2 separate regions of the Homo sapiens genome follow, and region 2 is linked to region 1. A link is an interaction called in ENCODE POLR2A ChIA-PET data of the cell type or tissue named here. Cell type or tissue: Caco-2. All regions are shown on one strand. Each heading gives the region's core, and the rest is flanking DNA. Links, peaks and the distances in the headings are about the cores only.

Evidence for each region. ChIA-PET counts read pairs that join two places held together with the same protein. Peaks named below come from ENCODE experiments on the same cell type or tissue, not always from the same donor. Only the 100,000 strongest peaks of a DNase experiment are listed, where the experiment ranks them.
Region 2: POLR2A ChIA-PET joins it to region 1 with 8 read pairs; 26 of 35 experiments call an interaction of 5 or more read pairs at or near these places.

Annotation. Positions count from the first base shown.
Region 1 is chr22:41,460,408-41,465,782 of GRCh38, forward strand. It overlaps PHF5A (PHD finger protein 5A), which reads right to left. Exons shown (of 4, transcript NM_032758.4): 4 at 1-80. Among named protein-coding and RNA genes, the nearest start is that of PHF5A, 5.6 kb to the right of the region's middle. In Caco-2, for the core only: no CTCF peak of the experiment used is centred there; no DNase peak of the experiment used is centred there.
Region 2 is chr22:41,400,198-41,405,572 of GRCh38, forward strand. No RefSeq gene overlaps it. Among named protein-coding and RNA genes, the nearest start is that of TEF, 21 kb to the left of the region's middle. RefSeq lists an enhancer at 2,271-2,415 and a cis regulatory region at 2,337-2,350. In Caco-2, for the core only: a CTCF peak has its summit at 3,768 (motif pointing right); DNase peaks (open chromatin) are centred at 2,348 and 3,784.

The DNA.
Region 1 (5,375 bases), core at 154-5,153:
TTGAAGCCGTATTTTTTGCGTTCATAGAAGAGGTCTGTCTTAGAGCTCCCCAGATTGACAATCTTTGGGCAGCCATCTCTCTGGAAAACAGAACAGAGAAGTTGTTAAGTCTTTGAGCCTGAACCAAGAGTGACTTAAGATAAAAAATTTAAGCCCAGTGTGGTAGCATGTGCCTTTAGTCCCAGCTACTACTCGAAGGCCGAGGCAGGAGGATTGCTGAAGCCCAGGAGTTCGAGACTAGTGGGCTATGATGATGCCTGTGAATAGCCAGCTACTGTACCCCACTGTAGGCAACATAGCGAGACCCCCATCTCTTGAAAAAAAAAAAATTGGTCACAGAGTTCAAATTCTCATCTTAGTATTTGAAGAACTCAATAAATGGGTTTGTAAATGTGTCCAAACACCAGTTATCTCCTTAATTGGGAGGCCCAGATCAGCACTGTTTCTTCCCTATCTCTTAGCACTTATGAAAGATCATTTATAGGCCGGGCACGGTGGCTCATGCCTGTAATCCCAGCACTTTGGGAGGCCGAGGCAGGTGGATCACCTGAGGTCAGAAGTTCGAGACCAGCCTGGCCAACATGGTAAAACCCCGTCTCTACTAAAAATACAAAAATTAGCCAGACGTGGTGGTGCGTGCCTGTAGTCCCAGCTACTCAGGAGGCTGAGGCAGGAGAATCGTTTGAACCCAGGAGGCGGAGGTAGCAGTGAGCTGAGATCACGCCACAGCACTCCAGCCTGGGTAACAAGAGAGAAACTCCATCTCAAAAAAAGAAAAAAAGACCATTTTATAACCTTTGGATTAATGGTTTAGCCATTTATCTTACCAATTATCCTATTTGATCTATCATCAATAATTTACTAAACACCTAAGAATGTGCTCAGGGCCTGCCTACCCTCTATCCAATGACTTGCAATTCATGTAGAATGCTGGATTCTCAGCCATGTCTGCTGCTATGACACAGTTGAGGTAGACTATGAAACTCTTTTTTTTTTTTTGAGAAGGAATCTCGCTCTGTCGCCAGGCTGGAGTGCAGTGGCGCGATCTCGGCTCACTGCAACCTCCGCCACCCGAGTAGCTGGGACTACAGGTACACGCCGCCATGCCCGGCTAATTTCTTTTGTATTTTAGTAGAGACAGGGTTTCACCATGCTGCTCAGGCTGGTCTCAAACTCCTGAGCTCAGGCAACCCGCCTGCCTCAGCCTCCCAAAGTGCTAGGATTACAGGCGTGAGTCACAGTGCTCGGCCATACCTTATATTTTATTTTTTTTTGAGACGGAGTCTTGCTCTGTTGCCAAGCTGGAGAGCAGTGACATGATCTCGGCTCACTGCAACCTCCGCCTTCCGGGTTCAAGCAATTCTCCTGCCTCAGCCTCCCGAGTAGTGGGGAGTACATGCACCCGCGACCATGCCCAGCTAATTTTTGTATTTTTAGTAAAGATGGGGTTTCACCATGTTGGCCAGGATGGTCTTGATCTCTTGACCTCCTGATCCACTCACCTCGGCCTCCTAAAGTGATGGGATTTCAGGCGTGAGCCACCGTGCCTGGCCCTTACATTTTAAATACCATAGGAGACTAATGGGTTTTATGTGTCTTCATTAATTCACTTAATTTGACACATGGTCTTGGGGGTACAGAGCACTACTGGCTAGAGATAGATGGCTGTTGACAGACCATGCACTAATTTGTCATGACAGGCTGCCCTGGCCATTTGATGAGCTTGAGTGCTTTCAGTGAAGCCCCTGGGAAGCTGTGTTATATAGAAATGATGACTCCATCAGTTGATTAGGGATGATGGGAGAAAAACCGGGGAAGCTGTAACTGGAAAACCCTTACAGGTCTGTTGATTTTATTAAACACCCATGTCAGAGTTTGAGTCCTGTGATATTAGGTGATAGTATGAATTAATCAAGTCCTTAGCCATCTCATTTCTAACTCAACTAATATCCTTCTTTGGGGGCAGACATCAACAACTACAAAAATCTCTGCAACTAACACTAACATTTTAGGATCTCCTAGAAAAGAAGTATCGAGTCATTACATTGAGCACTTCCATCTCTGAAGCCTGGTGTACCAAGGAAGCCGCCTACCAATAGCTTGCTAGGTGAACCCAAGTAAGCAACGTAATCTATATTTCATGTCCTCGTAAAAATGAGGCACTAGCTGCCTCTCCTGGACAAAGGCCTGATATTAGACATAATAACAGGACTCTCAACTCTTTAGAGAGGCTATGAAACTCATGATATGATGATAGCTTAAACTGTGCCTTACTGACTTGTGCAAATGTGGGCAAGTTGCTTCTCTTGGGACTTATATTACTCCTCAGCTGCAAAAGAAGAAGACTGGATCAGGTCAAGGTTTACAAACTATCCTTATAGATACCCAAATATTCCTGGAAGGTACCAAGTAATGGTATGACCCAATCCTCCAATCTGCACAGCTCTGTTCTTTACTTACGGGTTAGCTTTTTTTTTTTTTTTCTGAGGTGAAGTCTCATCTGTCGCTCAGGCTGGAGTGCAGTGGCGCTATCTGGGCTCACTGCAACCTCTGCCTCCTGGGTTCAAGCAATTCTCCTGCCTCAGACTCCTGAGTAGCTGGGATTACAGGCACCCACCACCGCACCCAGCTGGTTTTCGTATTTTTAGTAGAGATGGGGTTTCACCATGTTGGTCAGTCTGGTCTCGAACTCCTGACCTCATGATTCGCCTACCTGGGCCTCCCAAAGCGCTGGGATTACAGGCGTGAGCCACTGCCCCTGGCCTACTTACAGCTTAGCTTTAAGATGGTAGGCTCCTGCCCAGCCCCAAAATTTAATTAATTTACATTAACTTTTAACCTTTCTCCTTAGGGGTGCAATGATGAGAAAAAAAAAATAAAAGGTTAAGAAACACTGAGTCACGACGGGCGTGGTGGCTCACGCCTGTAATCCCAGCACTTTGGAAAGCCGAGGCAGGCAGATCACCTGAGGCCAGGAGCTTGAGACCAGGCTGACCAATATGGTGAAACCCCATTTCTACTGAAGATACAAAAATTAGGCTGGACACGGTGGTCCATGACTGTAATCCCAGCAACTTTGGGAGGCCAAGGTGGGTGGATCACAAGGTCAGGAGTTCAAGATCAGCCTAGCCAACATGGTGAAACTCTGTCTCTACTAAAAACAAAAAATTAGCCAGGCGTGGTGGTGCACGCCTGTAATCCCAGCTACTCAGGGGGCTGAGACGGAAGAATTGCTTGAACCCAGGAGGCATAGGTTGCAGTGAGCCAAGATCACACCACTGCACTCCATCCTGGGAGACACAGTAAGACTCTGTCTCAAAAAAAAAAAAAAAAAAAAAAAGCCAGGCATGGTGGCATGTGCCTGTAATCCCAGCTACTTGGGAAGCTTAGGCAGGAGAATCGCTTGAACCTGGGAGGCGGAGATTGTAATGAGCCGAGATCGTGCCATTGCACTCCAGTCTGAGTGACAAGAAAGAAACTGCGTCTCAAAAAAAAAAAGAGTCAGACCACCTAGGCCCTAGTCCTGGGTCTGTCACTTATTAGCCACGTGACCTTGGGCTAACCAAGTTGCTTAACATCTCTAAGCCTTAGCATCCTCATCTGTATCACACAGAACTTTTGGAAAACAATGTTCAGCTAAGTACCTTGCATATATTAAGAGCTTCATAAATGTTAGTGCTATTTTTCTTATTTTCTGGTTGGGCGAACTGAGGAAAATGGTAAACAAAAGGAATAAAGGAATCAAGATTAAGGGGATTACATGATGTGGCACCATAAGAACCTACAAATCAGTCCTCTGGTAGCAATGTCCATAGACATCATCCCTGTCTCCTGGTTATTCTTGTGGCTTTGAAAAATTATAAATGAGAATACCTAGCTTAGCTTACCTGTCTAATTCCCTTATCAATTATGAAAGTTGCAGGAAGACAATAATAACAAGGGGTACCTTGGTTGTAGGAAGGTTTCTGCATAGGAAAGAGCCTCGGCCACTTAATCTACATGATGATCTGTAAGGCTGAGAGCCTGGATCATGTCACTGGACTTCTTTGTGTTCCTTGGAAACTAGTGCTGAAAATGTGAGCTAGATTCCATCTCAAATGTCCTCAGAACATTCGTGTATAATGTGAAGTAGGGGAAGTGACATCTAGAATAAGTCTCAGGGACAGAATGAGGCATGAGGATCCAAAGGTATCAGTTCACACACCACATTCAGAGGAGTCAGACAGCAATTAACATTTATTAAGCATTCTCTGGTTGCAAGCTTACGCTACATAAGAACTCTAGCTAGACCCATGCAAAAATTCAAGAAAATGCTGTCTTAAATGGCTTAAACAGATATCCTGTATCTAGTTTAGGAACTGTTTGTTACTTTTCTTCACTGCTGTTACCTTATCATGCTTTCACTGCTTATAGACCAGAAGTAATTAACAAACACCTACTATGTGCTAGACACCCTACAGGGGATACCTCTGGATGACTTACAGGGACAGCACCAAAATACAAGTACCATGCTTGCACCGCATGTCAGGCACTGTATCATGACCTAAAGAAAAGGAGAGGCAAATAGACAAACCAAAGTCCTGCCTCTAATGAAGTGTAATCTAGCTAGTAGACTAGATTTGGATTTTCGGACAGCAGAATGTGACTTGATAGTTGAAGGTAAATGCAAATCAGAGTTGAGGACAAGAGAAAGGTCCAAATCATTATGTTTTTGGTACTTCAGGACCTTTCTCATCTCCCTAAACAACAGAAGATTCAATGGTGTACTCACTTTTTTTTTTTGAGAAGGAATTTCGCTCTTGTTGCCCAGATTGGAGTGCAATGGTGTGATCTCGGCTCAGCTGACTGCAACCTCTGCCTCCTGGGTTCAAGCGATTCTCCTGCCTCAGCCTCCCAAGTAGCTGGGATTACAGATGTGTGCCACCACGTATTTTTAGTAGAGACGGGGTTTCACCATGTTGGCCAGGCTGCTCTCAAACTCCTGACCTCAGGTGATCCACCTGCCTCAACCTCCCAAAGTGCTGGGATTGCAGGCATGAGCCACTGTGCCTGGCCCAATGGTGTGGTCTTATCTGGCCCAATCTCTCCCACTTACTGGGGGTAGGCAGGATCCAAGTGCGTGAAATGAGGTACTGGCGTTACTGCCTTCACCATGGGCACATCCCAGAAACACTTGTAAAAGGACAACATAAGGCCAGGCGTGATGGCTCACGCCTGTAATCCCAGCACTTCGGGAGGCCCAGATGGGTGGATCGCAAGGTCAGGAGTTTGAGTCCAACCTGGCCAGCATAGTGAAACCCCATCTCTACTAAAAATACAAAAACTAGCTGGGCATAGTGGCATGCACCTGTAGTCCCAGCTACTCGGGAGGCTGA
Region 2 (5,375 bases), core at 185-5,184, 60 kb before region 1:
TGCTTGAACCTGGGAGGTGGAGGTTGCAATGAGCCAAGGTTGCGCCACTGCACTCCAGCCTGGGCGATAGAGCGACACTTGTCTCAAAAACAAAACAAAACAAAACAAAACAAAAAAAACCGAGAGGACTAAAGAGTTGGATCCTCTTGGTGGGACTCTTGAGGGTTTTCCTTTTCTCCTGTTCTTTGGCTATAAAACATTTATAATTTTTTTTGGGGGGGGGGACAGAGTCTTGCTCTGTCACCAGGCTTGAGTGCAGTGGTGGGATCTCGGCTTACTGCACCTCCGCCTCCCGGGTTCAAGCGATTCTCCACCTCAGCCTCCCAAGTAGCTGGGACTAGAGGCGCATGCTGCTACACCCGGCCAATTTTTTGTATTTTTAGTAGAGACAGGGTTTCACCATGTTGGCCAGGCTGGTCTCGAACTCCTGAGCTCAGGCAATCTGCCCGCCTCGGCCTCCCGAACTCAGGCAATCCGCCTACCTCCGGCCTCCCAAAGTGTTGGGATTACTGGCATGAGCTACCACGCCCAGCCTGCAAATATTTCTTTTATATATATATTTTTATTTTTATTTATTTATTTTTGAGACTATCGCTCAGTCACCCAGGCTGGAGTGCAGTGGTGTGATCTCGGCTCACTGCAAGCTCCACCTCCCGGGTTCACGCCATTCTCCTGCCTCAGCCTCCCCCAAGTAGCTGGGACTACAGGTGCCTGCCACCAAGCCCAGTTAACTTTTTTTTTTTTTGATTTTTTAGTAGAGACGGGGTTTCACCGTATCATCCAGGATGATCTCAATCTCCTGACCTTGTGATCGTCCCACCTCGGCCTCCCAAAGTGCTGGGATTACAGGCGTGAGCCAGCGTGCCCAGCCTGGCCAGGCTGGTCTTGAACTCCTGACCTCAAGTGATCCACCCACCTTGGCCTCCCAAAGTGCTGGGATTACAGGTGTGAGCCACCGCGCCTGGCCCCCTCTGTATTTTCTACTCTGCATGCAAATGCGCTCTCTCAAAGCGGAGATCTGTGCAGCCACGGCAAGCACAGGGGCATGGGCTTGAAACATGTCAAAGCTGTGAAATCTCTGTATGTATGGCAGAGCACTGGCTTTGGACTCCGACGGTCCTAGGATCAAACCCTGCCTCCATCACCAATTTGGGGTATGATCGTGGGCAAGTCACTTCCCTTCTCTGGGCTTCCAGTTTCTCACCTGTAGAATGGAACACCAGCGGCCGGGCGGTGGCTTACGCCTGTAATCCCAGCACTTTGGGAGGCCGAGGCAGGTGGATCATGAAGTCAGGAGTTCGAGACCAGCCTGACCAACATGGAGAAACCCTGTCTACTAAAAATACAAAATTAGCCAGGCATGGTGGCACATGCCTGTAATCCCAGCTACTCAGGAGGCTGAGGCAGGAGAATCACTTGAACCCAGGAGGCAGAGGTTGCGGTGAGCCGAGATAGTGCCATTGCACTCCAGCTTGGGCAACAAGGCGAAACTCCATCTCAAAAAAAAAAAAACAAAAGCAAAAACGAACACCAGCTTCATAAGACAGTTGTCCCACGAAGACACCTGGAGCAGGGCAAACACCACTCAGCAGCTGCCATTATGGTGACAGAGAGGAAGGTACGGACCTACATGGAGACCATCACCTCCAGTCCCAGCAGCTGCTGCCCATCGCGGGTTGTCTACCAGCTGGTGTGGGATGCAGCCAGGGTCAGACCAGCTGTGTGGTCTTGGACAACTTATCCATTTCCCTGAGCTGTTTCTCTCTCTGTCCAACAAGGATGCGCTACACAGGTCACATGTGCGTGCCTGACAGCACATCTCGACCCTTCTCCTTCCCCTCCACCCCAGCTCCTTCAAGGACAAATTCCGAAGCTGGACACATGCCCCCTTCCTTTACTGCACCCTATTACCAGACAGCCCTTCACACACTGCCCCGTGGCTGTGCCAGGCTGGCCCAGCTGGCAGCTCCTGACGTCAGCAGCTAATCCGGGAAAGCTGCCAGCCAGAGATAGGGGTGAGCAGCAAAGGAAATCAGAAACAGGTTTTAAGATGGGTGCCCCAACCCCCCAGCCAGCCCTCAGGGAGCTTTCATCAGCCTCTCACTTAAGCAAATCCTCGCAACCATGCGTCCTGATGCCCGGTCCCCTCAGGATTAAGTAAGTGCTGAGCAGGAGGCTTTTATTTTAAGCTGCAGCTCTGTCATCAGGAGCTAGGCACACAGCAAGCCACTGCCTAGCTGTCCCATAGGTTTCTCCAAACAGAGTAGTGGGCGTCCACTCAGGTCTGGATTTCAGGCTGACTCCAGGAAGTCCAGACTACAGGGAGGTAGAGGGGACGGGGCAAAGGTCAAGGATCAGAGGTAGAGGGGACAGGACAAGGGCCTCAGTGTGTTGCCTCCAGCTGGCCCTCCCTCTTAAGGCACAAGGCCCGGTGCACCATTCCTCACTGTTCTTATGTCTTCCCAGCGTACAGCACGCAGGACGGTGCTATGGTTTGAATGTCTCCCCAGAATATATGGGTTGGAAACTTAATCCCTAATGCAATAGTGTTGGGAGGTGGGTCTTAATGGAAGGTGTTTACATCGTAAGGCCTCCACCCTCACGAATGGATATAAAAGAGCTTGAGGTGGCTGGGTGCGGTGGCTCATGCCTGTCATCCCAGCACTTTGGGAGGCTAAGGCGGGCAGATCACCTGAGGTTGGGAGTTCAAGACCAGCCTGACCAACATGGAGAAAGCCCGTCTCTACTAAAAAGACAAAAATTAGCTGAGCGTGGTGGCGCACGCCTGTAATCCCAGCTGCTTGGGAGGCTGAGGCAGGAGAATTGCTTAAACCCGAGAGGCAGAGGTTGTGGTGAGCCGAGATCGGGCCATTGCACTTCAGCCTGGCCAAGAAGAGCGAAACTCCATCTTAAAAACAAAGAGCTTGAAGCTGCACGTTGGAGCTCTTGCTCCCTCTCACCATGGGATGCCTTCTGCCACGTTATGACACAGCAAGAGGGCCCTCACCAGATGCAGCCCTCGATCTTGGGCTTCCCGGCTTCCCGAGCTGTCAGAAATAAATCTCTATTCATACCAGCACAAAATGGGGCTGGATGCAGTGGCTCATGCCTGTAATCCCAGCACTTTGGGAGGCCAAGGCAGGCAGATCATCTGAGTTAAGGAGTTCGAGACCAGCCTTGCCAACATGGTGAAACCCTGTCTCTACAAAAATACAAAAATTAGCTGGGCATGGTGGCGGGCACCTGTAATCCCAGCTACACAGGAGGCTGAGGCTGAAGAATTGCTTGATCCCAGGAGGCGGAAGTTGCAGTGAGCCAAGATCATGCCATTGCACTCCAGCCTGGGTGACGAGCGAAACTCTGTCTCAAAAAAAAAAAAAATTTCCTGTAGAGACAGGGTCTTAACTGTATTGCCCAGGCTGGCCTCAAACTCTTGGCCTCAAGTGATCCTTTCACCTTGGCCTCCCAAAGTGCTGAGATTACAGATGTGAACCACCGAGCCTTGCCTTTCTTCCTCTCCATCCTTGGCACCCAAGTCTAGTTCTTTAACCCATTTGCTCCTCCTGGGTCTTCCCAACTCCTTCCTGTTTCAGAGCCATTGCACTTGCTGTTCCTTCTGCCTGGAGTGCGTGCCCCCACATCTCCTCAGCCTCGCTCTGTTCTCAGTGCCTGGCCTGCCCATGCGCAGCAGCAGTAGCTGCTCCCCAAATATCTGCTGACCTGGCTGTGGGGAGGATAACACCAGAGCTGGGTGTGACAGCGGTGTTGTATCACCACCAGGTGGAGCTGTAGACACGTCCTGGGCGGTGACCTCGGGTCCAGCCTCCAGATCTGTCCTCTCAGCAAAGCCTCCAGGGCCCTCCGTGCCAGGCAGTGCTGTGGGCACCAGCTGACTCAGCCGCCGCCCCTCCTGCCCTCCAATGGCTACTGGCATACGTGGTCCAAGGGCTTGCACAGAAGCCTGGGAGGAAGGGAGGGCTGGCTGCCGCCCAAGGCCTGTGCTTCTAGGCTCTTTCTGGGGAGGGAGGGGACGTGGAGGGAGTTGGGTGGGGATGGTAGCTCAGCCAGGCATCTGGGATGAGGGGTTCTGCAGAGGCGTCGGACTTGGAGTCTATCTGCTGCCTGAATTTGTATCCCACCACCCCCAGTCCTCCATATGCCTTTGACAAGCCTGGCTCTGAGCCTCAGTTTCCCCATCTGTCAAAAAGAGAGAATAGACTGGGCACAGTGGCACTTTCAGAGGCCAAGATGAGCGGATCACTTGAGCTCAGGAATTCAAGACCATCCTGGCCAATATGGTGAAACCCCATCTCTACTAAAAATACAAAAAAATTGGGGCCAGGCCTGGTGGCTCATGCCTGTAATCCCAGCACTTTGGGAGGCTGAGGCAGGTGGATCACGAGGTTAGGAGTTCAAGACCAGCCTGGCCAAGATGGTGAAACCCCATCTCTACTAAAAATGCAAAAATTAGCCGGGCGTGGTGGTGCGCACCTGTAATTCCATCTACTCGGGAAGCAGAGAATTGCTTAAACCTGTGAGGCAGAGGTTTCAGTGAGCCAAGATCGCACCACTGCACTCCAGCCTGGGCGACAAAGAGTGAGACTCCATCTCAAAAACAAAAACAATAACAAAAAAATTAGCCAGGTGTGGTGGCAGGCACCTGTAGTCCCAGCTACTCGGGAGGCTGAGGCAGCAGAATCACCTGAACCTGGGAGTCAGAGGCTGCAGTGAGCTGAGATTGCACCACTGCACTCCAGCCTGGGCAACAGAGAGAGACTCTGGCTCAAAAATAAAAAAAAGTGGGCCGGGCACGGTGGCTCGTGCCTGTAATCCCAGCACTTTGGGAGGCTGAGGCGGGCAGATCACAAGGTCAGGAGATCGAGACCATCCTGGCTAACACGGTGAAACCCCGTTTCTACTAAAAATACAAAACAAAAAATTAGCACTTGTAGTCCCAACTACTCGGGATGCTGAGGCAGGAGAATGGTGTGAACCCAGGAGGCAGAGCTTGCAGTGATCCGAGATTGTGCCACTGCACTCCAGCCTGGGCGAGAGCGAGACTGTCTAAATAAATAAATAAATGTTAAATTTTTTTTTAAAATAAATAAAGAATAAATGGGCCGGGTGCAGTGGCTCATACCTGTAATCCCAGCACTTTGGGAGGCTGAGGCGGGCGGATCATGAGGTCAGGAGATCGAGACCATCCTGGCTAACACGGTGAAACCCCATCTCTACTAAAAAATACAAAAAATTAGCTGGGCGTGGTGGCGGGCACCTGTAGTCCCAGCTACTCGGGAGGCTGAGGCAGGAGAATGGCGTGAACCTGGGAGGCAGAGCTTGCAGTGAGCCGAGATTGCACCACTACACTCCAGACT